3 separate regions of the Mus musculus genome follow, and all the other regions are linked to region 2. The links are chromatin loops, found by intact Hi-C in ENCODE. Cell type or tissue: gastrocnemius. All regions are shown on one strand. Region 1 overlaps Mtss2 (MTSS I-BAR domain containing 2). Region 2 overlaps Vac14 (Vac14 homolog (S. cerevisiae)). Region 3 overlaps Sf3b3 (splicing factor 3b, subunit 3).

What was found. Peaks named below come from ENCODE experiments on the same cell type or tissue, not always from the same donor. Only the 100,000 strongest peaks of a DNase experiment are listed, where the experiment ranks them.
Region 1: it touches region 2 in a loop (7-fold over the local background); 23 of 42 quality-filtered maps call a loop at or near these places.
Region 3: a loop joins it to region 2, with 2.8 times the contacts of the local background. A loop is called at or near these places in 11 of 42 quality-filtered maps.

What each region holds. Positions count from the first base shown.
Region 1 is chr8:110,721,957-110,729,956 of GRCm38, forward strand. Mtss2 (MTSS I-BAR domain containing 2) reads left to right here. Exons shown (of 14, transcript NM_198625.2): 2 at 4,238-4,299; 3 at 4,419-4,492; 4 at 5,157-5,241; 5 at 5,348-5,439; 6 at 5,521-5,595; 7 at 6,772-6,929; 8 at 7,214-7,321. Among named protein-coding and RNA genes, the nearest start is that of Mtss2, 4.5 kb to the left of the region's middle. In gastrocnemius, no CTCF peak of the experiment used is centred here; DNase peaks (open chromatin) are centred at 39, 503, 791, 1,348 and 7 more places; H3K4me3 peaks cover 1,557 bases; H3K27ac peaks cover 3,590 bases.
Region 2 is chr8:110,642,455-110,650,454 of GRCm38, forward strand. Vac14 (Vac14 homolog (S. cerevisiae)) reads left to right here. Exons shown (of 19, transcript NM_146216.3): 10 at 3,304-3,364. Among named protein-coding and RNA genes, the nearest start is that of n-TGgcc10, 15 kb to the left of the region's middle. In gastrocnemius, a CTCF peak has its summit at 3,798 (motif pointing right); DNase peaks (open chromatin) are centred at 81, 3,806 and 6,985; H3K27ac peaks cover 1,220 bases.
Region 3 is chr8:110,821,188-110,829,187 of GRCm38, forward strand. Sf3b3 (splicing factor 3b, subunit 3) reads right to left here. Exons shown (of 26, transcript NM_133953.2): 12 at 4,908-5,059; 13 at 4,315-4,470; 14 at 2,978-3,133; 15 at 2,188-2,331; 16 at 281-403. Among named protein-coding and RNA genes, the nearest start is that of Snord111, 13 kb to the right of the region's middle. In gastrocnemius, no CTCF peak of the experiment used is centred here; no DNase peak of the experiment used is centred here; H3K27ac peaks cover 1,786 bases.

The DNA.
Region 1 (8,000 bases), 80 kb after region 2:
TGTGTGTGTGTGTGTGTGTGTGTGTGTGTGTGTGTGTGTGTGTGTGTGTGTGTGTTTCATCTGAGCCTGTCCTCCTGCGCCCGCCTTGCGCCCAATGCCTGTCTGGGTCCGAAGGGTGGGAGTGAGTGCTCGCAGGTTGGGATGTCCGAGAGGTCGCCCCGTAGGATCCCGATCCAAAGCTGAGCGTCCGCAAACACTCGGTACCCCAGACCCCCAAACTATGAATTGGGTTTATCTTTAGGACCGACCTTTAAGGCCCTTTAACGGATCCAAGGTCTCTCGGGCCTCCGCCCCCTTTCACCACAGTGCCCCCCCACACACACACACACACATACCCCCGACGCCCCGAAGCCCAGACAATGCTGTCACCGCCAAAGCAGGAAAAAAATAATAAAGCAAAGAACTGTTAACTCTTGCCCCGCCAGCCTCGGGCCTCTGCATGGATGCAGCCCCACCTACACACACACACACACACACACACACACACACACACACACACCAACAGATCCAGCAAGCTCCATTACTCCAATCCTCGGGTGGGGTCCTCCCTGCAGCCCAAGGGTAGGACTGAATCCACCTTGGGGAGGAGGTAGGCTGTGTGTTGGCTAAGCAACCTGGGGAGCGCTTTCAGCAACCCCCCCTTCCTGATCACTCAAGGTCAGACTGAGCAGGCACCCTGTTCAGATGGGGAAACTGAGGCCTGCGAATGGCTCAAGGTCATAAGGAGACCATTGGATCCTGCTTCGGGACCTCAGCCATTATTATCCATCTGGTAATTTACTGAATTCTCCCTGACCCCCAGAGGCCAGTGTTTGACGAGGCTGATCCGAATTGACTAGGCAGGGAAAGCTTCAGTGGCAAGGTGGGCATCGAGTGCCAGTGTTCCTGTCCTGCACTGTACCCCTTGGTCTAGGAACACGATGGAAAACGGAAGAAACTAGGCCCTGTGCTGAGCCTCCTCACATCCTTACCCTAGGCTCGCACTTAGCAAGAACAAATCAGAATCCTGCTAGACCCTGGGGGCTGTGGAACCCACGTACAGGTACACCCTACCCAAGGGCTCCAGAAAAATGCTTTAGGAAAGTGATGCCTTGCAGAGAGGCAAGAAGTTGGGGCTCCCCTCCTAGTACTGCCAAGAAACACCCCCAGTAAGGGAAGGCATCTGTCAGATACTTGCCCCCTAAAAAGAGGCCTGAAACCACACTGGCCTGGGACTTACAAGTTAGCAGCACGTCAGCGCCTTCCCATAGTTCTATACTTTTCCCTGGGGTTCCTCCCTCGCCACAACACACACACACACACACACACACACACACACCCCTGGCAACTCCACCTGAGGGCCTCATCACTAGCCCTCAGCATCTTGGTACCAGCTCCTCTGGCAACTCCACCTGAGGGCCTCATCACTAGCCCTCAGCATTTTGGTACCAGCTCCTCTCTGAAACTGTGTAACCCAGACCACCTCCCCTAGCTGACACTCCTGGGCTGGCAGAGGGTGGGAGCCACCCACACTGCCTCCCACTGCAAACACTGCAGCAAGCAGCCACTTCTGCCCAGACGAGACAGCAGGATAGTATCCTCCATTCCTGCCAGTTGCAAGGAACTCAGTTGAGACACGGGTCCAGTCTCAGCAAAGAACTTAGTGGCAGGCAAGATTTCTAGATACGTGGGGCCAAGATGGAAGAGACTTTACCAAGCACCATCAGATCATGTATACTATGCCCCTATCAATGACATGCATGGATTAGGGACCCTGAAGGGGCCGGCCACCTGCACTGATTGGCTGGACTTAAAAAGCTGCTTCTGGCTGTCTTGCTCAGTGGCCACCATCAAGAAGTTCAAGGAGACTCAGATTGCCTGGGGCTGATTCCTAGTGAGTTGCCCAGGACTCTCTCTGGAGCCACTAGAAGGCCCCAACCCTGCACTGAGGGATGGTGTGGGAGGAAGGGTCCCCACTCAGATCTTCAACTACACAGACAGAGGAGGGTGGGTGCAAACCCAGGGGCTTGAAAGGGCCCTGGAGAGCTGGTTAGCTTGCCCTGTCTCCTCTCTCTCAGGCCAACTGAACCCAGAGACTTGATCTTGCCTGGGGCCCTAGGCCTAGTCAGCAGAGGAAATGGGGTCCCCATCCCATGCTACCCTGAAAGTGGGTTCATCCTAATCCAGACTAAGAAGTGTCACACAGACACAGGCTCTGGCCACAGGGAAAGGCTCCTGACAGAGAGCTGGGGCTTTTGCCCTCTTAAGCAGTTCCCACAGCAAGTGACCCCCTGAAGTCTACACACAGGCCCTGATTCTACAGCTGAGGAAATCTGGGGCTGGGGGTGCCCCCAAAAGTCTTTTCTGAGACTAGAGCCTGGGTTGCCCCCAGACACACCACAGCCACACCAGTCTCATCCTGGTGAGCACCTTCCCTCTGCTCCAGAGCGGTGGCCATGCTTGTGACAGACCTGGAGTCTCCCCCTTTCTCTCAGTCCCTGTCACCTTCCCACATAGAAGTGAATGTAGTTGTTCCTCGCCCCGCTTCTCTGAAAACAGGGCACCTACATCCTGATATGTCAGCTATAGGATCAGACCTTGACCCCAATCCCTAGGGCCTCAGACAAATCAGTCAACCTCCCTGAGCCTCCAGTTCTCCCATCAAGAAAATGGGGCAATAGCGAGCTGCATTCCAGGAGTCACTCAGGAGGTGGTGAGTGATGCATGAGGCAGTGCTTGGCCCAGAACACCTGGCCAGCAGGTGCAGTTCCTGTGACTGTGATGACATCGGGGCTTAGAGCCTGGGCCAGGTGAAGCGAACACTCTCCCTGGGGCACCTGTCAGTCAGGCATAGGGGGATGGGGAAAAGAAGCCAGGCTCTTAAAGACTGGGGTGTGCAGATCTATCTACAGAGGGTAAAGTGGACTTGGCCTACCACTGGGGGAGTCCTTACTCTCTCAGACAACCAAGGGCTTGCTGAGGGGGCCAAGCTTTCCTGGGGTCCAGGAGAACTAACTTTGGACACCCTGCTCCCAGCAGTTTCTCACACTCTGGAGTGAGGTCTTAGCGGGCTTCCCTGCCAAGTAGCATTTAAGAGGTGTGAGGGTGCCCCATCTTGAAAAACCCCTAGAGGCCAGTGCCTGGGTTAGCTCCTCAGGACTGCCAGGGACAACCTCACAACCTGGTGGGCTTTTTTTATTCAGAGCTGTGTGGGTGGGGGAGAGCCCACCCACAGCCTCCTCTTCTTGTTCCAGCCTTGCTACGGCTTCTCAAATATTTGCTTTCCCTGACACTGACTTGACTGGGCAGGAAGAGGGCGTTTTTGAGGGTCGGTGAAGCAGCCCGCCCCCTTGCTGTCCCTGGAGAAGCTGGCTAGACCTACCCTGGGGTTCCAGCCAAGCACAGCCCTCCCAGAATCCCAGAAGCTGAGGCTCTTCTGTCCCCTTTACCTTGGTACTGAGAAGCCTCCGTCCCAGTCAGCTCATGTGGGACAGGGACTAGGGCCTTTGCTAGCCCTGGGCTACCCTTCAAAGAGCAAGGTCTCCCTCAGGGTTCCCCCCCAGGCTAGGGCTGACCTTTCTCCAGGGCCAGTGCATGAGCCAGAAAAGCCCCTTAATCAGACTGGACAACTCAGTCACCAGGAGCCCAACCTCCCTATTGGGAAACCCCCTCCTAATAGAGAGCCTCTGGCCAGGCTAGGATAAAGGCCACACTGTTCCCCTGGAGGGGAGAGGAGGGACTGGAAAAAGGTGGCTCTGTTGGCCACACAAGGCCCCATTCAGCCTGGGGCCTAGTTGTCCCAGGCAAGCTGACCAGCCTGTGTAGCAGCCATGGCCTCCCTGGGTCTGTGAGCCACCAGTGCTGGCCAGAGATGACTGGCCTAACGGAAGCAGCTTCCGGGCCCCATTAGACCTTGTGTGGCATTGATTCTGCCAACCTCCACTTTCCACCACATGTGATAGGGATTGAGTGCCCAGAGCCTTATGAGAAAGCCCCCAAGGAAACTATCTGCCATCCATTTTCTCCTCCATCTCCCCCAAGGGAGCATGGGTGCCACCTGGGAACCAACTACTGACAGGTAAGAAAGACTTCATGCCATCCTTTGTCCTGGGCCCTCTCTTGCCCAATAGGGCTCAGGCTACCTCCTCTCTATGGGGACAGGACCATCTAAGAAACTGCCCGGAAATTGGACAGTATGTGGGGAGCCCTGTAGCTCCATCTCACAATTCTTTCTTCCTCTCCCACCTCCTCACCGCAGAGCTCCTACCCCATCTGGGAGGACTTCAACTCCAAGGCTGCGAAGCTCCACTCTCAGCTGAGGTGAGGCAGCGCAGGGTTGTTCCTGTGCTGTGGAGGGAGGGAGGGAGGGAGGGAGGGAGGGAGGGAGGGAGGATGGCCTCGCACCCGGTGACCACACACTCCACTGTGTATCTCCCCAGGACCACTGTGCTGGCTGCTGTGGCCTTCCTCGATGCCTTCCAGAAAGTAGCTGACATGGCCACCAACACCAGAGGTGGGGAGGGGGCGTGGTCAGAGGTGGGGGATGAGCCCAGTGGGCCGGGAGGCTGGAAAGGGATATGGGCCATGGGAAGGATACAGGGCCTGAATGGAGAACTTGGCTTCTGCTGTGATGTCATGGGGCAGGTGAGCAGTGACAGGGATGAGACCAGGAGGTCACCCTCATGCTGTGGGCAAACCCTTCAGTGGTAGTTAGCAATTCTGTGATTCCTCATCCACATGCCTTCTGCAAGTTATATGGGACAGGTGAATAGTCCTTGGGGACTTGCAAGGCCTTTCTTCCTCCCGATTCATCCATCTAGCAAGCACCTGAGCTTCTGTACTTTTGAGTGATAAAATCACAACCCAAGCCTTATCCTCTGGAATCTACAAATGCCTTGGTCTCAGTAGATCCAATCGGAAACTTTGCTGTCTTTTCCTTGAGTGACTGGTCTTTGTCCCAGCTAAGAAAGAGAGAAGGCTCCAGGGTTGGCCAGCAAGGCACCCAAAGCCCACCAAAGGCTAGGATAGCCCCCATGTCCCCATGGCTACAGGATTGCTGGTGATGGGGGCGGGGCAGGGGCGGCCTTTGTGGAACAGCGCGCCGCCTAGTGGCCCGAGGCCGGGACTGCAGAAGCCCCCAGCCCGGCCGCTTCCCATGCAGCTTGCTTCCTTGCCAGGGGCCACGCGGGACATTGGCTCAGCGCTCACGCGCATGTGCATGCGCCACCGCAGCATCGAGACCAAGCTGCGGCAGTTCACCAAGTGAGTGGGCACAGCAGACTACAGGGGATATCCTAAGTCTAGAGAGGCCATCCTTGCCCTGACTGGGGGGGCCCCCCTAGGCCTCACCCACAGCTTTCTCCCGCAGCGCGCTGCTGGAGAGCCTCATCAATCCACTGCAGGAGCGCATCGAAGACTGGAAGAAGTCAGCCAACCAACTGGACAAGGACCATGCGAAAGGTAGGATGGGCCTTCGCAGTGGGGTTCCCGAACCTACCCACCGGGACCCCTTACCATAGCTCCCCTCTTGCCCCTGCGCAGAGTATAAACGAGCCAGGCATGAAATCAAAAAGAAGTCATCCGACACGCTGAAGCTACAGAAGAAAGCACGCAAAGGTAGAGCGCACAGCGCCCCACTGAGGCCCAGCCCCGCGGGCCCCATTCTGTAGCCCCAGCCACCCTATGAGGCACCCCTCCCCCCGAGCATCACCCTGGCCGGGGAGACCCTGTCCTCCAACACAGGACACTCCAACATGTCGGGTGGGACTGAGGGAGCACCCAGCACCCCAGACTGCCCAGGCCCCCACCCCTCCCCAGGAGTGGCTCATCCGCCTGTCTTTCACACATTCTTTCTTTCTCTGTCTCCTCTCCTCCTCCCACATCCGTCCTGTAGAGCTACTTGGTAAGTCAAATGTCCGTCCCTCCAGCTGCTCCGAACCTCCTTGTTGCATTTGTCTGCCTCCGCCCCCACACCCCCCCCCCCCCCCCCAGCTCAGGGCCATTGGAAAGAACCTCTCCAATCCAAGAAGGAACAAGAAAGGCGGTTGCTCCACCAAGGGAGGGGCCTGGGGCATAAGAGTCCCAAACAACTGCTGGGTCAGTCTGCCAGGCCAGGAGGGGTTCACTGGCTGGGCAGGGTGGGGGTCTCAGGCCCTGGCTGCCCAATTACGACCTGGCCAGCCAGGTCCTTCCCTGTCACCAGCTCCGTCCCTGTCACCATCTCCTCCACGTCCAACTCTCACCTCTCTCTGTCTCTCTCACTGCTCCTGTGTGCTGCTGTTGCTGTCCTTGTGCATTGGTCCCCGAGCTGAGCTGTGACCCATGCTGAGACACACTCCTCTTTACTCCCTAGGCCCAGCCATAGCTCTCCTGACCCCTGCACCTCTTAGTGGCCTGGCCTGAAGCTGAGCAGAGCCCCCACCCTGCTGTCTGTCCTGCCTTCAGCTATTCCCCTCTCTCTACCTCTTGAGGTCAGGGTTATGCTGGGGCAGTAATGACATCCTGAGTGATAGAGGTCTCCAGCTGGCCTCCCCATGGTCTAGCCTACCTCAGATCCTGGGTGGCTGTGCAGCTTGGTGTTGCTATGTCTGTCTGTCTGTCTGTCTGTCTGTCTGTCTTCTCTGCCTGCTCTGGTGGGACCAGCCCCTCCACAAACCTTAGAGTCTGCTCCATGCTCCCTGGCTCCCTTGTCCCCAACCCCACAGCCAAGAACACTACCACAGGGGCCTAAGCCGTGGGTACAGCCAACCAGGCCGGCGTCCCCAGCGCGGCCTCTCTTCCCAACCCCTGCAGGGAAAGGAGACCTGCAGCCCCAGCTGGACAGTGCCCTTCAAGACGTCAACGACATGTACTTGCTACTGGAAGAGACGGAGAAGCAGGCTGTGCGCCGTGCGCTGATTGAGGAGCGGGGCCGTTTCTGCACCTTTATCACCTTCCTCCAGCCGGTGGTGGTGGGTCTCTTGATGATGTGGAGCCCCTCCTGGGGAGGAGCAGGGGACAGACCCAGGATAGACCTCTTAACCCCCTGTGCACCTGGCCTAAAAATCAGGCCTCGTAGCTTGTGACACTCTGGCTGAATCTAGACGGACAGTTACCTTGATTGCACTGGCCCAGCCCGTGTCAGCATTGAATATCAGGGAAGGGGGAAAGAGGAGAGGCCTAACAGGCCTGTTTGTTTCTCCAGAGCGGGTGGGCAGGTGTAGGGGCTTTAGACACTGACTGGCTGCTTCCTTAGAACGGCGAGCTGACCATGCTGGGAGAGATCACTCACCTGCAGGGCATCATTGACGACCTGGTAGTGCTGACTGCAGATCCCCACAAACTGCCTCCCGCCAGTGAGCAGGTGCGGCCAGCCCTGACGTCAAGGGCCAAGACCAGGACCAGTGAAGAGATGGTCCTGCCCTCGTGTGGGCACAGTAGAAAAAAGAGGGGAGCTTTGTGGGGAGGTCCTTGTGGGAAGAAGACCAGATAGTATCCAAAAGCCCTGTGGGATTTCTGGGAGCACCTGACCCAGTGACAGATGAAATGCTCAGAACCCAATAGGGCTCAGACCAACACAGATGGACAGAAGCCAGGTCCCTGGGGCTTGGCCCTTCCAAACCTAGAACCCAACCCACCCTACACAGAGATCTACACACTGTACTGGGCAGCCCCTGTGGTTGGGTACTTCCTGTGTACCCCACAATCTGTAGCATATCCCCTCAGGTCACCACACTGAGTTCTCTCAATGGTAGTCTAAGCTGGCTCCAGTTCACAGGAGAGAACACGCCTCAGGAAGCTCCCGAGACAGTTTCAGCCCCTAATGTCACGGCCCCCCAGTGTCATGATATTCCCAGCCATGTGTCCCCAGAAGGACCTGTTTGACCCTTGTCTCCGGCCTGGAGCCAGTTGGGGCTCAGGAAGAAGCCCATGTTTAAAAGAAGGCTGAAGTTGGGCTTGGGGGTGTGAGGTTCATCTCCTGAGGTTTAGTTCACCACTGGGGACAGACAGAGGGGAAGGTGCACTGCCCTATCAGCTCTCTG
Region 2 (8,000 bases):
TCCCATCACTCGCTGCATCCTCTTTCCACCTGCCTCCAGGCCCTGCGCACCATGACATAAGTAGGGTGAATGCCACAACAGGCTTGGCCTGCTGCCATAGCCTTCCCTCCTCCACTCCTGTGACTAGAGAAGGCAGGTGGCAGTGTGGGCCTCTTACTTAACACAGAAATAAAGATCCCCTTTACCAGGAGGAAGAAAGACCATAGGCTATTTTTGGAATAGGCTAAAAACTTGGTTTGTTATTTTTAGAAAATATTTTATTTGTAAACTTTAAAACTTTTGAATGACAGTAGGGACAATGTTAGTCATCATCTGTAACAGAACAGCTGGATTGATGCTGCACTGTAATCCTTGGGCTATGGAGGCAGGAGGATTAAGAAATCAAGGTTGATCCTCCCTACATGGAGAATTCAAGGCCAGCCTGGGCTACATGAGACCTTGTCTTTAAAAAGTCAGAATAAAAGAAACAAAACCTCACATAAGAAATATCTATGGCTCCCTAATGTTTGATATAAATGGCTGAATGAATGAATGAGTGACAAAGAAAGGACAGCTCCTCCTTATAGAAAATTCCAGCTAAAAGCAGGAAGAGTGACTGGAGGTGTGGCTCTAGTCATGGCGCACTTGCTTAGCATGTGCAGGAACCTGTAGAATGGGGCACTTCCCACGTGAGTCCATAGTGCTGAACTGACCCTGGGAGGGCCAGTGGCTGCAAAAGCACTTCCAGTGTGGAGACGCCTGAGCTCCCTCCCAGCCTTCCATGGCAGTGAGGCATCTCTTAAATGTTCAGGCCCTGGTGAGTGAGCGAAAACATCTTACTCTGCAGTCAGACGATTTCCTGCAGTTCCTGGCCTCTTAGAGCAGCTTGCCCTCCTCAGAATGCTGCACAGTGACACCCAGCCCTGGGCCTGTTAGAGCAAATCTTCTGACCTTGCCTGCCTTCTTCACCTCTATTCTGACAGTCCTGGCACCGTCAGCCTGTCACAGTAAGTGAGCTAACATCTGTTGCCTGTTTACAAGTGTTCCTCAATGCATCCCAACAGCCATGGAAGCATTTGCTACAGAAATGAATAAGCTGCTTTGTCAAGAACTTGAACATTCACCTTTCAGCTGCTTTCCTTTATTTTATTTTATTTGCGTGTGTGTGTGTGTGTGTGTGTGTGTGTGTGTGTTACATGTGTACACATGGGTGTGCAACAGAAACCAAACCCTTGGCTTCATTCATGTTAGGCAGATGCATCCCTGAGTGACTTTTCTTGGCTTGACTTGGAGAAATTGTTTGCTGTGTTGATTCTGTGTTGGTTCTGACAGTGAAAGCATTATAAATGTATTCTCCCAGCAACTTTAAAATCAGGTTTCAATTTCCATTAGCTTCTCAGGTCTTTTCCTTTATAATTTTTGCCTGTTGGCCTGGTTGAGAAATTGTCACCATGCACCCTTGTCAAGAAATTTTGAACTCAAGCCTGACTGAGAAGCACTGAAAATTTAGAATACAGGGGGCAGGTAACTGTGACAAAAATCCCAGGCAGAAACTATGACAATTTTTTCTCCGTCTCTGTCTGCCCCCTGCCTCCTCTTGTTCTTTCTCAGTGTGTGTGTGACTCTGGGAAAATCACAGGCTCCTGCTATTGTCTGGTTTAGAGCAGTCATGGAGGTATCCTCAGTTTCTCAGCCCCACACGACTGCCACGCCATAGTCTATATATTCTCCTCAGTTTAGAAGATCACTTTAAGTGTACAGAAAATGAATAAAGAGATCCTTATGTATATTCTCTGAGCTGTCTGGAAATATGTTAGGACACTGCTGACCCCATTTGTCCCTTCCTGTCCCTTTGTAGGTAAAACTCCACATTACACCAATTGCTGTCCTCTGAATCACCTCTAATCTTGACAATTATGAAGGGCTGGCTGGTCACTTTGCTGACCACCTCTCCACATGAGTTGGACTCACATTTCTCTCATGCATCCTGAAGTTAAGCACTTGGGAAAGATGCAATCGAAGTACTTTGTCTGCAGTGCATCCTGTTGGGGCTGCATTGGCTCAGCACTGAATGGTGGTACTGACCCCTTATCTGAGCACCTCACGCTGCTGACCCCTCCTCCTTTCCTTCATGCTCTGAGCTGTGGCCATTGCCTGGCCAGTACTGGGGTTAGAAGAGAGCCCACTGGCAGCCTTCCAGATGCGCAAAGTCTTGGCTCTTTAGATAACTTAATTAAGCGCCAAAGAAAAAGGTTGGGATTATCTCAGTCCTGTCCTGCTTGAGTTTTGCAGCAGAAAGCTAAGTATAGTAAAGGTTTTGAATTGGCCACATGCTAAGGGACTTGTGCAGAGTTCAAGGTTACAATTCTTTCCCAGAATCATTTTAACCCTTTTATTGAGGTTTTGTAGACTCTACATACCCAGCTGAACATGTACAATTAGCAACTTTTGTTCATTCACTGAGTTGTATAATTATCACAGCCAATTTTAGGACATCATCAACAACCTAAAGTCCTTGCCCATCACACCCCATACTCCCAAAATTCTCCAGCACTCTGTAACCTCTAACCTACCTTCTGTCTCCAGACTCGTCTATTCTAATCGTTTCCAGTGAATGGAATCTTGCTATGTAGTTTTGGAATTGGCTTCTTTGACTCAGCATGTCAAAGTTCATCCATTATATAACCTGTTGCTCTTTATTGCTAAATAATATTTTAGTTTGTTTATCCATGCATAGGCATGTGGGCTCTGCCCACCTTTTGACTATGGTAGGTGGTCACACTAGCATAAGATACAGGATACAGACTTGCATTGCTCTTGGGTGGGGCTCTTAGAGGGCACACAGGTGCCCACAGCTGCTGGGCACCTGTGTCTAACTTCTGAGGAGCTTCCAGCCTGTTGTACAGCCTGTGGCAACACCACTTCACATTTCCACCAGTGATGTGTACCTAGCCAACACTCGCATTTTCTTGCATTTCGTCATTAGCCCTCCTTGTGGATGAGAAATAGCATCATATTGTGAACTTGACCTGCATTCCCTGCTGGCCACGATGTTACATAACCTAAGTCATGTACAGCCACTGCCCTTGGACCTTCAGACCTTTCTGAAATGTCCCATTTGTATTCAGCATGAGTGTGTCCCCAGCTTGTGAGAGCCCTGAGCCTAGCTGAGCACTGGGGCCTGTAAAAGTGCTGGATCCTTGGCTTCCTTCTCAGGAGCCTCAGTGGAGGAGTGGGTGCTGAGGAGGAGAGAACAGGGTCTTGTCTCTACAGACAAGTAGGCAGGCTTCAGGAAGCATCACCTTGTCCCTCTTCTTCCCACAGGAGGTCCAGGTTCCTGTGACTCCAGCTTTGGAAGTGGCATCAATGTCTTCACCTCAGCCAAGTAAGTGCTTTGTGAAAAGCCAGTGGTCTAAGTCTTTCTGGGTGCAAGAGATTGCAGCAGAGACCCAAGGAAACTGTCTGAGGCCACTCTTGGGGGAGTTTCTGATACACAGAGGAGATACTTGAGGAAACCTGAAGGGCCACAGGCACCCTCTCCCCGGTGCCTCTGGACAGAAGGCCTTTGGGAAAGATGGGAAGCCACTGGAGGTCTGTAGATGCACATCCTAGAAACCCAGCCGTGTGTGGTGATGGCTTTGGGGCTGCAGTTCCCTTTGCCAACATCTTTTCTTTATCCAAGGCAAGGCCGACTCTGGGCAGGGGAGGCATGGAGAAGAAGAAGGAAGGAAGGGCACAGCAGGCGAGAGAGTGATCCAGGCACAGGCACCAGAACGGTCCCACCTTCTCCCAGGATAGGTGTCATAGGACAGGCTTCCACGGGGGGGCAGTGCAGGCCAGGGAGCAAAGTCATAGCCTGCCTTGCCAACCCCTTGGGAGAGAACTGTCATGGTTCTCCCGTGGGCTGTGTCTGCTGACCTGCCTGCTGGAGCTGCTTCTTTGAAGCATTAGCACCTGTGCCTAAGGTGGATGACATTTCTACAGTGATTTCCTCTGAACTCAACGTTGAGCCATTGCCTGGGGAGCCAATGGAGAAAATGTAAAAAGTCAGCCCTTAAATATGATCCTGACTTCAATACACTTTAATGGCAGACAACACAGTAACCAGCAGATTTCTAGGAGACAGGAGAACTGTAAAGGGGTAGGGGACCAAGCCACTGTGAATGGTGAAGTGCTCCCACAGCCGGGCTCTGTGCTTACCTTGGTCAGACCATTGGGTCTGCTAGTCCTGGGGTTGACAGAACCATTATATCTATTTTAGGGATGAAGAAGATTGAGGAAATAGGCTACTCTATACAGAATGGTTTTAGGGGAAGGTCGTGTGGCTGGGGAGAAGGGACAACAGCTTAGACTGAGAAGCTGGCAGGATGGAAGATGTGTTTGAGAAGGAGGCTTGGCAGCTTTTCCTATTTGTTTTGTTTTTTGTTTGTTTTCTCGTGTCTTTTTATTTATTTATTTTTATTAGATATTTTCTTTATATACATTTCAAATGCTATCCCGAAAATTCCCTATACCCTCCCTCTGCCCTGCTTCCCTACCCACCCACTCCCGCTTCTTGGCCCTGGCATTCCCCTGCACTGGGGCATATAAAGTTTGCAATACCAAGGGGCCTCTCTTCCCAATGATGGCCGACTAGGCCATCTTCTGCTACATATGCAGCTAGAGACAGGAGCTCTGGGGGGTACTGGTTAGTTCATGTTGTTCCACCTATAGGGTTGCAGACCCCCTTCAGCTCTTTGGGTGCTTTCTCTAGCTCCTCCATTGGGGGCCCTGTGTTCTGTCTTATAGATGACTGTGAGCATCCACTTCTGTATTTGCCAGGCACTGGCATAGCCTCATATGAGATAGCTATAACAGGGTCCCTTCAGCAAATCTTTCTGACATATGCAATAGTGTCTGGGTTTGGTGGCTGATTATGGGATGGATCCCCAGGTGGGTTAGTCTCTGGATAGTCCATTCTTTCATCTCAGCTCAGAACTTTGTCTCTGTAACTCCTTTCACAGGTATTTTGTTCCCTATTCTAAGGAGGAACAAAGTATCCACCCATTGATCTTTCCTTTTCTTGATTTTCTTGTGTTTTGCAAATTGTATCTTGGGTGTTCTATGTTTCTGGGCTAATTCCACTTATCAGTGAGTGCATATCAAGTGACTTCTTTTGTGATTGGGTTACCTCATGAAGGATGATATCCTCCAGATACATCCATTTGTCCAAGAATTTCATGAATCCATTGTTTTTAATAGCTGAGTAGTACTCCATTGTGTAAATGTACCACATTTTCTGTATTCATTCTTCTATTGAGGGACATCTGGGTTCTTTCCAGCTTCTGGCTATTATAAATAAGGCTGCTATGAACATAGTGGAGCATGTGTTCTTATTACCAGTTGAAACTTCTTCTGGATATATGCCCAGGAGGGGTATTGCTGGATCTTCTGGTAGTATTATGTCCAATTTTCTGAGGAACCTCCAGACTGACTTCCAGAGTGGTTGTACAAGCTTGCAATCCCACCAGCAGTGGAGGAGTGTTCCTCTTTCTCCACATCCTTGCCAGCATCTGCTGTCACGTGAATTTTTGATCTTAGCCATTCTGACTGGTGTGAGGTGGAATCTCAAGGTTGTTTTGATTTGCATTTCCCTAATGATTAAGGATGTTGAACATTTTTTCAGATGCTTCTCAGCCATTCGGTATTCCTCAGTTGAGAATTCTTTGTTTAGCTCTGAACCCCATTTTTAATAGGGTTATTTGAATTTCTGGAGTTCAGCTTCTTGAGCTCTTTGAATATATTGAATATTAGTCCCCTATCTGATTTAGGATTGGTAAAAAATCTTTCTCAATCTGTTGGTGGCCTTTTTGTCTTATTGACAGTGTCCTTTGCCTTACAGATGCTTTGCAATTTTATGAGGTCCCATTTGTCAATTCTTGATCTTACAGCACAAGCCATTGCTGTTCTGTTTAGGAATTTTTCCCCTGTGCCTATATCTTCGATGCTTTTCCTTACTTTCTCCTCTATTAATTTCAGTGTCTCTGGTCTTATGTGGAGGTCTTTGATCCACTTAGACTTGAGCTTTGTACAAGAAGATAAGAATGGATCAATTCGAATTCTTCTACATGATAACTGCCAGTTGTGCCAGCACCATTTGTTGAAAATGCTGTCTTTTTTCCATTGGATGATTTTTAGCTCCCTTGTCAAAGATCAAGTAACCTTAGGTGTGTGTATTCATTTCCATTGATCTACCTGTTTGTCACTGTACCAGTACCATGCAGTTTTGGCAGCTTTTCTGATGGACAGGATGGAGCAGATGAGAGGGATGGGAAGGGCGGCCTCTAGGTGTTAGCTAATGCTAAACCAGATTGTGCTGGCTCATTCCTAAGTTGGACTGCAAGGAGAAAAAAAGTGTGACTCAGACTATCTAGACTCCACCCAGTCATGCAAGGCATCCTCAGGGAGGAAGCTCAGTGTGGACACTGGGTTTTGGAACTCAGGGTTGGAGGAATGGGCAGGCATATAGGGCATACGTGAGTCCGGGAGGTCTGAGCACTGGGCTCGGAAGAATGGTGGAGTCTGTAAGGGGATTTATGAGCTCCCACTTATAGCCAAAAAAAAACCCTGTCTGACTTACTTAGCACTGTACTCTGGGCTGCAGAGACTGTCATGCTTCAGGGGGTGACAGTGAAATGGAGGAACATATACGGTGTGACTGATGGACTGCAGGGGTGGCACAACCTTCTACCACTTCTCTTTCAGTTTGAAAACATGCTCAGCTGGACAGGCCTACAGAGACTTGATTTCTTCTCTACAGGTCAAACCAGCGAGCTGGAGCTAGTTTAATTCACCATACCTGTCACTCAGGAGACAATGCTAAACCTAACCTTTTAAGAACACACGCAGGGAAACAACACACCATGTGCTCCACTGGTGCAGGAAGACCATCTTGTGGCAGCATCGTCGAGTGCAGCCCTGCCTGTGCTTAGAAGCAGCAGCCACAGGAATTATGAGAACAGATCGGACATTCAGAGCCTCTGGCCAGCTCCCTCCAGGGCCACTGAGCTCCCACAGATGGCATCGTTCAGGGTGTCACAAAACAAGCTGCCCTCCCATCTTCTCATGTGTTGCTTATCCAGAGCACTACCCAGATAGCCAAGTACGAGCAGTGGTTAGAGGGAAGGTTGTTCCTGGTCACTGGCCTCTTAGTGGTCACCAGCCTTTAGAAAGTCTAATGACAGCTGTGTAGGAAAGTACACACCCACACAAAATTCCGAATCCATAGACAGTCGGGGAGTCAATGCACTAAAGCCACAGATGCCTTCTGCCCCGGTCTGGGGCCCAGGCTCGGCCACTAAGAGAGCCACTGAGTAAACAGGTAACATCTCTGTCTCAGTGGATAGACAGTCAAGCAACCCCCGTCAAAGGGGTCCAACCTCCTCTCCCCTCCACAGTGCTGGAGCTGTATGGGAGGTTGAAGACAGCAGAATGGAGAAAGTGTGGTAGAAAGCAAGACAAAGCTGAGGGAGGATTTCACCACTGCTGTCTGTCTGTATGCCAGGTGCACCTCTCCTTTGGAGAGAAGCCCTCTGGGGTTCTCATCCTGTGGGCTGTGTGTAAACTGTTGGGGTAGTGACAGCATTGACCCCAGAGAGGAATGGGATGTCAATGAGTTAGTTACATATGTGAAAAGCCTGGAGCAGTGCCTGGCGGACAGCACACACTTGGTTGCACTGGCTACCTTGGTTATCACAAGAACCTCCTTATCCTCATAATCAAAACGAGGAGAGGGGACAGAGAGGTTAAATTTTTGTTGGAAGCCACCCCGCTAACTAGTGATGAAGTGAAGGTCCAAGCCTTTCTGGCTCCATATCACCAGCATTTAGCTTGCCGGATTATTGCTGGATAGCTCTAGGAGGGTGCTCATTGGCCTCTCTGACACATTTGGCAGGTTTTTGGACAGGTGTCACTGTGCAGACCTCCCCCCTGACACCTAGGGCCTTGCCAAGAGCCATGGTGTCACCAATGACCATTCAGGA
Region 3 (8,000 bases), 180 kb after region 2:
CTCTGAACTGCGAAGAATAGGCTCTCATTCCTATTAGGTAGACTCATGAGATCACTATAATCCTTTTCCATCTCAGATAGCTAGGCCTAAATAGACTCAAAGATCAATATTCAAGCTTCCTATAACCTCATAATGCCCAGTGCCATCTCATGGACCATCTCTTAGAAAACTCCAAAGAACCCAGAATTTCCTATGTAAGTGAAACGAACATCAACCTACAAAGTGAATTAGTCAGAAGTTCACAGTGGTACCAACATCCAAATGTCTTTTGACTACTTACAGCCTCCTGGCCTTGCATCCGGACCCGGAAGAGTTTCACAGGACGGGACCCCAGATACCTAGTGCGGGTGTCAGACAGGTCCCCAGTAACAGGGTCTAGGACAGTCCTCAGCAGTACACCGTTCTAGTGGAAAAGATGGAACAGGTAAAGCCTCCTTTTTATGATGGGAACTTTTATGTTAGATTTTCCTTTGGCTACTTTAGTAGAAGACAAAGATATGACTTGGTGGCGAAAACAACATAAAACAGGTCACAGCGCCCAACAATCAGGAATTCACTCATTCTCTCCTAGTTACTAAGCATCTACTGGCAAAACCCACTTCTCATTATACATACATTTCCTGTACATTAAGAAATATTTCATTTAAGCCAGGTGGGGATTGTGCATGTCTTTTAAGCCAACACTCAAGAAACAGAGGCAGGAAAATCTCTGAGTTTGAGGCCGGTCTGTTTGGAGAGCTAGTTCCAGGACAGCCAGGGGTCAAGAAACCCCATCTCACCTCCCCATCCCCCCCAAATCATTTAAGTTAAGTACTTTTTATAATTTAAAAGCAGACCTCCGCAAAAAACAAAACAAAGAAAACAAACAATTAAAGGCTGGGATGTACTGACTATGGTACCTCTAAGCCTCATTTTCCCTAAAGGAACACGGTTCCAAGGGATGACTGATTCAAGGCTGAAGCAAGAACATTCCCAATGCAACAGTTACCTAATTGTGCAAGAAGGCAGGCAAGATAGCTGGGTCAAATAAACAAACGAATTTCAAGGGAAACCACAATCAAAAATGAAGCAAACAAAAATCTAAGAGATGACAGTAATTTGAAGAAGAAAATACCCACAAATTTATATAGTTAAAAAATAAAAATCTACCTCCAACCAACAAAATCCCTACTTCATCAGACTCAACTAGAATGACTGCTGTAATCCTAACTCCTACTGTAAAATTAGTGACTGAAGAAGGGGTTGGGAGAGAGCCATTATCCTTTTCCTGTATAAAGTATGTTTAGAGCAAAGGAATAAACCTCAATTTACAGACTTGATTACAAACATTTCAACATCACGCACCTCCAGTGGGATGCAACAGAGTAGGGCCACTTCCACTACAACAGTTACGAGTGAGTAACTGCCGTCAACGTCTATAGTCTGCACTAACTGTGATTTTTCACGAGGAAATTAAAACATGCAAAGTATCAGATATTCAGAAAGTGTTACTAATCTTGGTGGGTATGACATTACTAGTTTCTTAAAGCAAAACACTATAGAGATAACATTACTAAGTATAGGAGGGAAGAGGTACTGCCCTAGATTTGCTGTAAAATACTCCTTTAAATGGGAAAATGAAGACTCATTTGTGTGTCTCATGCTCAAGCATTTTAAAGTATGAAACTAAAACTGAAAAAGCACAAGTCTGCCATCTAACTTAAGTCTTTGCAGGTCCTGATTCAGGAAGTAAGGCACATAGCACCGTGAGAGCACCGATGCTAGTTTACACTAGATTCCTGCTTTTTGTACCATGATAAAACTCATCTCCTTTGGCTACAAAAACACCCAGGCTTCTACACACTAGAGCTAACATGGTCAATTATGAACTGGGAGGAATTCACTTTAAAAGACTAGAATACTATGGGAACTATAGGTCACTACTGAAGACTCATTTAATTCCAAACCAAAACACCTATCACAAAGCACTTTTTACCAGCTATGAAGACGCTTTGTGTGTGCTATTTCCAGGCCTGCCTAACATGTTCTAAGTGTTGAGAAAAATCAGTCTCTGACAGCACTAGATGATGAGTTTCCCAAGGCGACTATCTAGAACTACAGGCAAAGAAAATGCTTAGACTGGATAAAGAACAGGCTGATAGATACCAAAGAAGGCCTTACACCAATGTGAGCCCCTGGACATCTTACCTGTAGTCCAATGTTCAGGTACAGGAAGCCAATAGAGCCTCTCTCACCCAGCTCATCTTGTTTCTCAGTCCCACCCATTTCCACAATACATAGAGACTCAGGCTGGGCTGGGAGAGCCTGCATACTCAGAGGCTGTAAACAGTCCTAAGGAACAGAAGTGGGGAGGAAAAATTGCTGTAAGAGACAATTCTGGAAAACACATACTCACAGAAATCTGCTAGGATTGAAGGAGGATCTTTGTTGAGGAAAATGGAAACCCCAAAAGAAAACTGAGACAGTAGATGCTTATTAAATCTAAATCTCAGAGTAAGTTTTGGGGAGCTCTTGTTTATTTCTGTCAAAGTGGATAATGGTCAAAGTAAGAAAGTCATATTAGGCCCTATAATAAGTAAAATTCCTTTTTAATCACCAGTCTTAGGATTTTAAACTGAAGGCAAGGCTCCAGTGGTTTAAAGAACTTGTTGCTCTCCCAGGATCTACATGTTGGCTTGGATACTTCCTGATACAAACATGCAAGCAAAACATGAACAACATAGATAGAATCTAAAACACTACAAAAGGGATTCAAGTCTTTTGAGGAAGAAACACATAGTAGCCACAGATCAACATCCTTAAACATCCCGAGGTGTGCTATGGGAATCAAAGGCGGCAGCAGCATACACCTCACCACACTGGGTGCTTAGGATCTCACTGCTGGACAAGATGGGGGAGAGGAGAGAAAAACAATAGACACAGATTTTAGGGAGCCAGGTGCTTAGGGCCCACCCAGAAGACTAAGAATGCCACTCACTGATGGGTCGAGGGAGATGATTCTGACAGTGTTGTCCACCAGCCCCACAGCCAGGAACCGAGATCGCTGTTCTCCAGGGGGCACGTTGGCCAGACTCATGCACACCACATCTGCTGACATCTCTTTCCGCTCCGTGTACTCATTCAACTGTCCTGACTACAGGAAGAAAAACAAAATAGGTCTGTGTGCTACAATTCACCCTGTAGCTCTGGACTATGTATGAAAGGAAGATGGGCTGTTAAGACTTTTTTTAAATTTAATTTTATTTTTGCCTCCTCTCACCCCTCTTTTTGCTTCTGAGATGGGGTTTCATGTAACTATTATTAGCTACGTTCAAGGATGAACCTGAGACCATGGCCTCCTCTGAGTTCTGAGATTACAAAGGGTCTGAACACACCCTGTTTATACAGTGCTAGAGATCTATCAACTGAGCAACACTGCTAACACTGTTTTATATCTCACTCCACTTTTTAGTAAGTCAGTGACCAAGAATCTCACCATTTCAGATCCCAAAATCAACTTCACAGGTTAGTGCCCCAGAGGGAAAGAAAAAAAGCAGGATGTAGCATAAATATACACTATCCTAGACCAAGAAACAAATATATAAAGCCATTTATCTGTTCTCATCATGAGAACCCTGAACAAAGCCAGCTGTGGTAATGCAAGACTATAATTCTAGCACATGGGAAACAGAAAGGGAGACAGAAGAACAGGGTCAAGGCCAATCTAGTCTACATGAGACCATCTCAAAAACAAAACCCTTTCCTAATACACCAAAGCCAATTCAAACACAGTCAAAACAACAACAAAAATGTCAAGTCTACTAGAGATTTCTGTAGAAGGTAAGTTCTGGATACATTTTCATATAAAATAGCAAAATCAGGAATAGTAACTCATGACTAATCACAGCACTTGTGAAGTTGAGACAGGAAGACTGCTGTGAGTCACCAGCCTAGAATTCTACATTAGACTGTATCTCAAAACAAAACAAAACAAAAAACAAAAAAAGAGAAACGAGACAGAAGAAAATAAAAGAATTCTTTACCAAATATTCACTAGAAGATGAGGATGAGGTACAAAACAAGCTATTTGGCTTTCAAGAGATTTCACATCTGTAATCTGAATTAGATTTCCTAGTTTTTGTCCTTAATCTTTAAAAAAGGGGCCAAACTGTCTTGTTTGTGGACACTTCAGAGTCCCAATTCTCTTTCTTGTGAATCCATGCATGCTTAAGATACATACACTGACAACACTGCCTAAGCACAACAACAGAACCCCACCCCAAGGACCATAATGGAAGATAACACAGGGCCAGCAGAACAAAACAAGTAACATACAGGATCCATCTCGAAATAGACCAGCTCTCCCCCAGTCAGGGCGATCACCACTTGTCGCTGGTTCACTGCACACTTCACAATCGTTTTCTTGCCGGGAGTCTTCCACTCATTAACTCTTTTATCTGCTCGTATGTGTCGGATGCCATCTGGATACACCTAGAAGTCAGTCAAAGAAGAACATCTAACTAGCAATCTGATTGTCACCCAGAATGGCCCTCACACTGGCACACTGGGACCACACAAATGAGGCACTGCTTGTTTTTGAAATGTTCATGCTTTGCCACCTCAGTTGAGAAAGGTCCCAAGCCCACATGTTAATGATAAAGATGAGAAAAGCAGTGATAGGGAATGACCAACAGGGAGGAAATGTTAGGCTTCAAATTTTCCTAACTGCCGAGTTATTCAAAGCCTGAAAGGGATGAATTCTCAGTACCCCTTTTTATGTTGATAAGACATTAGACCCTCCCCTCAGGTTTTCTGGAAGGTGAGAATGAAGAAACATGAATTCAAGCACACCACAAAACAAGAGAAGGATGGGCAAAGGATGGGCAAAGGACGGACGGCCAAGGCACGCTGAGGAGGTGCACGCTCACCTGCACCAGTGCATCATCTCCTAACAAGGAGCAGGACAAGGTTGGAGTGGTGCCCAAGAAGCCAGAGTCAGTCACTTCTTCCACAGTCTCTCCGATAGATAGCACAAGTGTGGCATTCACGAAAGACACAATGATGTAGGCATCAAACTCATCTGGAAAAAAGAAAACAGAGGAGCTGTTAGGAAAAATTCAAATTTACTAGCATTAGAAAGGCAGTTGAGACACAACAGTTTTAGAAACCTTTCACAACACTTCTATGTGCAGTCACTACACACATGCACACACAAAACAGAATGTTCAAAAGACGATTGGCTGTCCTAGCAACCTACAAGTAAATGCCCAAACACGCTGAGTATAAATGTCTGAAGACTAGTATTTCCTTCAGGTATTTGGAAAAGAGACGATAAAAATAAAATAATAATAATAAAACATATAAGAAAACCTTAAGTAACTGTGTGAAAAACTAGAGCAAATCTATTTGTGCCAATTGCTGACTGACTGATGGGGTATTATGTAGCCCAGGCTGGACTCAAACTCAATATACAGCCAAAGATGACTTTGAACTTCTGACTCTACTTTCCTTAGCACTAGAACTATACATAGGTGTGCCACCATGCCTGGCTTATGATGTGCTGGAGATTGGAACTGAGTTTCCTGCATGACAGGCAGCTGAGTTAATCCTGCCTGATTCCAACCCACTTAAGGGACATTTTAAGAGAAGAGATCAGCCAGGCGTGGTGGGGTACTCTGTGAATCTGAGCACTCAGGAGGCAGAAAAAAGTGGATCTCCAAGTTTGAGGACACCAAGGCTATGTCTCAAAACAAACAGACAAAAAAACCTCACCAAAACAACAACAAAAACACCCCCCAAAAAAACCAAAAAGATACCCAAGCACTAACTTCTTCTAAAGGGAGCGAATGCAAACATATATATATATATAATCTTTAGTGAAGAAAATGACTACTTGAGGGTTGAACATGTTTGGTTTTTCGAGGGCTGGAGCCTGGGAATCCTAATCCCACTGAGAAGAGAGAGCACCAGTTACCCAGGAAATGGGGGAAGGGCAAATGTTGATAGTCAGTGCCTGACCTCTAGGGCTTTTCTGTTTAAAATTGTTAGCAACACAGTGGTTACAAGCAATCTTACTAGAATTTGCTTTTCATAATGTTGTTTAATAAACAAACACTAATGAGTTTCTCAAGGTCTTAAGATCTGAGTTCTATAAAGGCAATCTTAATCTCCTGCCCAACCCCATTGCTAAAGGCCATCTATTTCCCATACCTTCACTCCACAGTATAAAATAACTTCTGAGTTGCCTACGTCAACAATATAGAACACCGGATATATACTGAATAAAGTTACATTTACTGCTTTCATAAGTTTTTTCCCACTCAGTATCTGTATTTCTATATCAACTTTTGAGTGTCATTTTGTGCCCAACACAGAAATCAGTGAAACAAAGGACAGAACAACAGAGTAAGGCACTAAACTTGATTGGCAGCTACAGGGCTCTACTCGCCCCGAGCCTTGTCAGAGCTCGATGCCACAAGACTAACCTACTTACTCCATACACATCAAGGACCATTTTTAGTTTGTATTACTCCAGATTATTATCAGAACTACTTTAATCAGCGTTCTTTATAGGAGGGTGAAGGCACATCACTGGTGCAGCCTACACAGGACTCTGACCTATTAGCAGGACGTACAGTTTGGTGATTGTAATCAGTATTTTATTATAGAAATAATGGTATGTGACTGTTTCACACAGTAAGGGTTAAATGCTGTTAATAAAACTTCCAGTTAATAATACACATATACAACATGGCTAGCAAAAAGTAAGAATCAAAGATCTTTCCCAACCCACCACGCAGTTCAAATGATAAATGGACAGACAGGTAACCCATAAAGCATATATACAATGTTAGAGAGCAGTGCTAGACCAGACACTTGGTTTTTGATTGTACTGTCAGCAAATGCTTTGGAAAATCATTTACAATGATTTTACATGTCGAGCCCTGCTTGCTATCATGACATGTCTCAGAGCATGAAGGCGCTGTTCAGGCCTGGTGTTCCAAGTTCCACTCACAAAAGCCACATAAGGATGGACAGAGAGAACCAACTCCACAGAGCTGACCTGTGAACTCCACATGCACATGGTGTCACACATGCCCACACATACACTATAACAAGTAAATACTTTTAAAAAGGAAATTAGGATATGGTTGTTCCTAAATGGATTTCCAATAGCTTACGAAGACCTAAACTGATCTCAACATGACATCAAACTTAAAACTTTACTCCAGCTCTGAACTTTTGACTTGGAAATTTCTGACATGTAGTAAGAAACTGTTTATTTTTATGAGAACACTACATCATCTCCCGTGTTCCCATTTACTGTACCTTCAAAGCTGTGTGATACTAAATTACAGCAAACTAATTAAGGACTTTAACCAGCTACAATTTTCAGTGTCTCCCCTCACTTGAGAGGAAAGCAGTGTCTTTGGGAGAAATCACGCGGTTCTTTCCTTGCTGCTTTTACTGTTTACACCTTCCCTTTAGCCACAAGACCCGACTACTCAGATATAAAGGAAATGCTCAATTAACAGCAGGCACTTTGTCTAAATAATTCCACAAGGAAGAGAGCAATGACTACTGCTTTAAAAATCCCTTTAACCACAGCTTCCCTGAATACCAACCACACTGGAACTTCTACCATTGCCATTCCCAGCAATGAAGTCCTGAGACACATTAATAGTCTTAGGGAGATTACAGACCTTAAAAGTTGACATTCAATACCAAAAATCAAGCTTCAGACACTGTTATTACTAGGAATTATAAATATTCACAATGTCTTTTTCGTCCTGTCTCAGTGAGGGCTCTCTCAGGGAAAGAGAACGCCTCTGTAGGGCCAAGTTCAGTATATTTCCTTTTCCATTTCTGAGCACTGTACAGCAACCATGAGAGACAATGCTGTACCTTTCTTACCTTACTAAATTATTATTAGCCGTCTCCAAACAGTAACATGGCCCCAGTGGAGATGACCAAGCTTCCTGTGTATCATTCACACGTGGTATTCAGAGTACCTGGCTCTT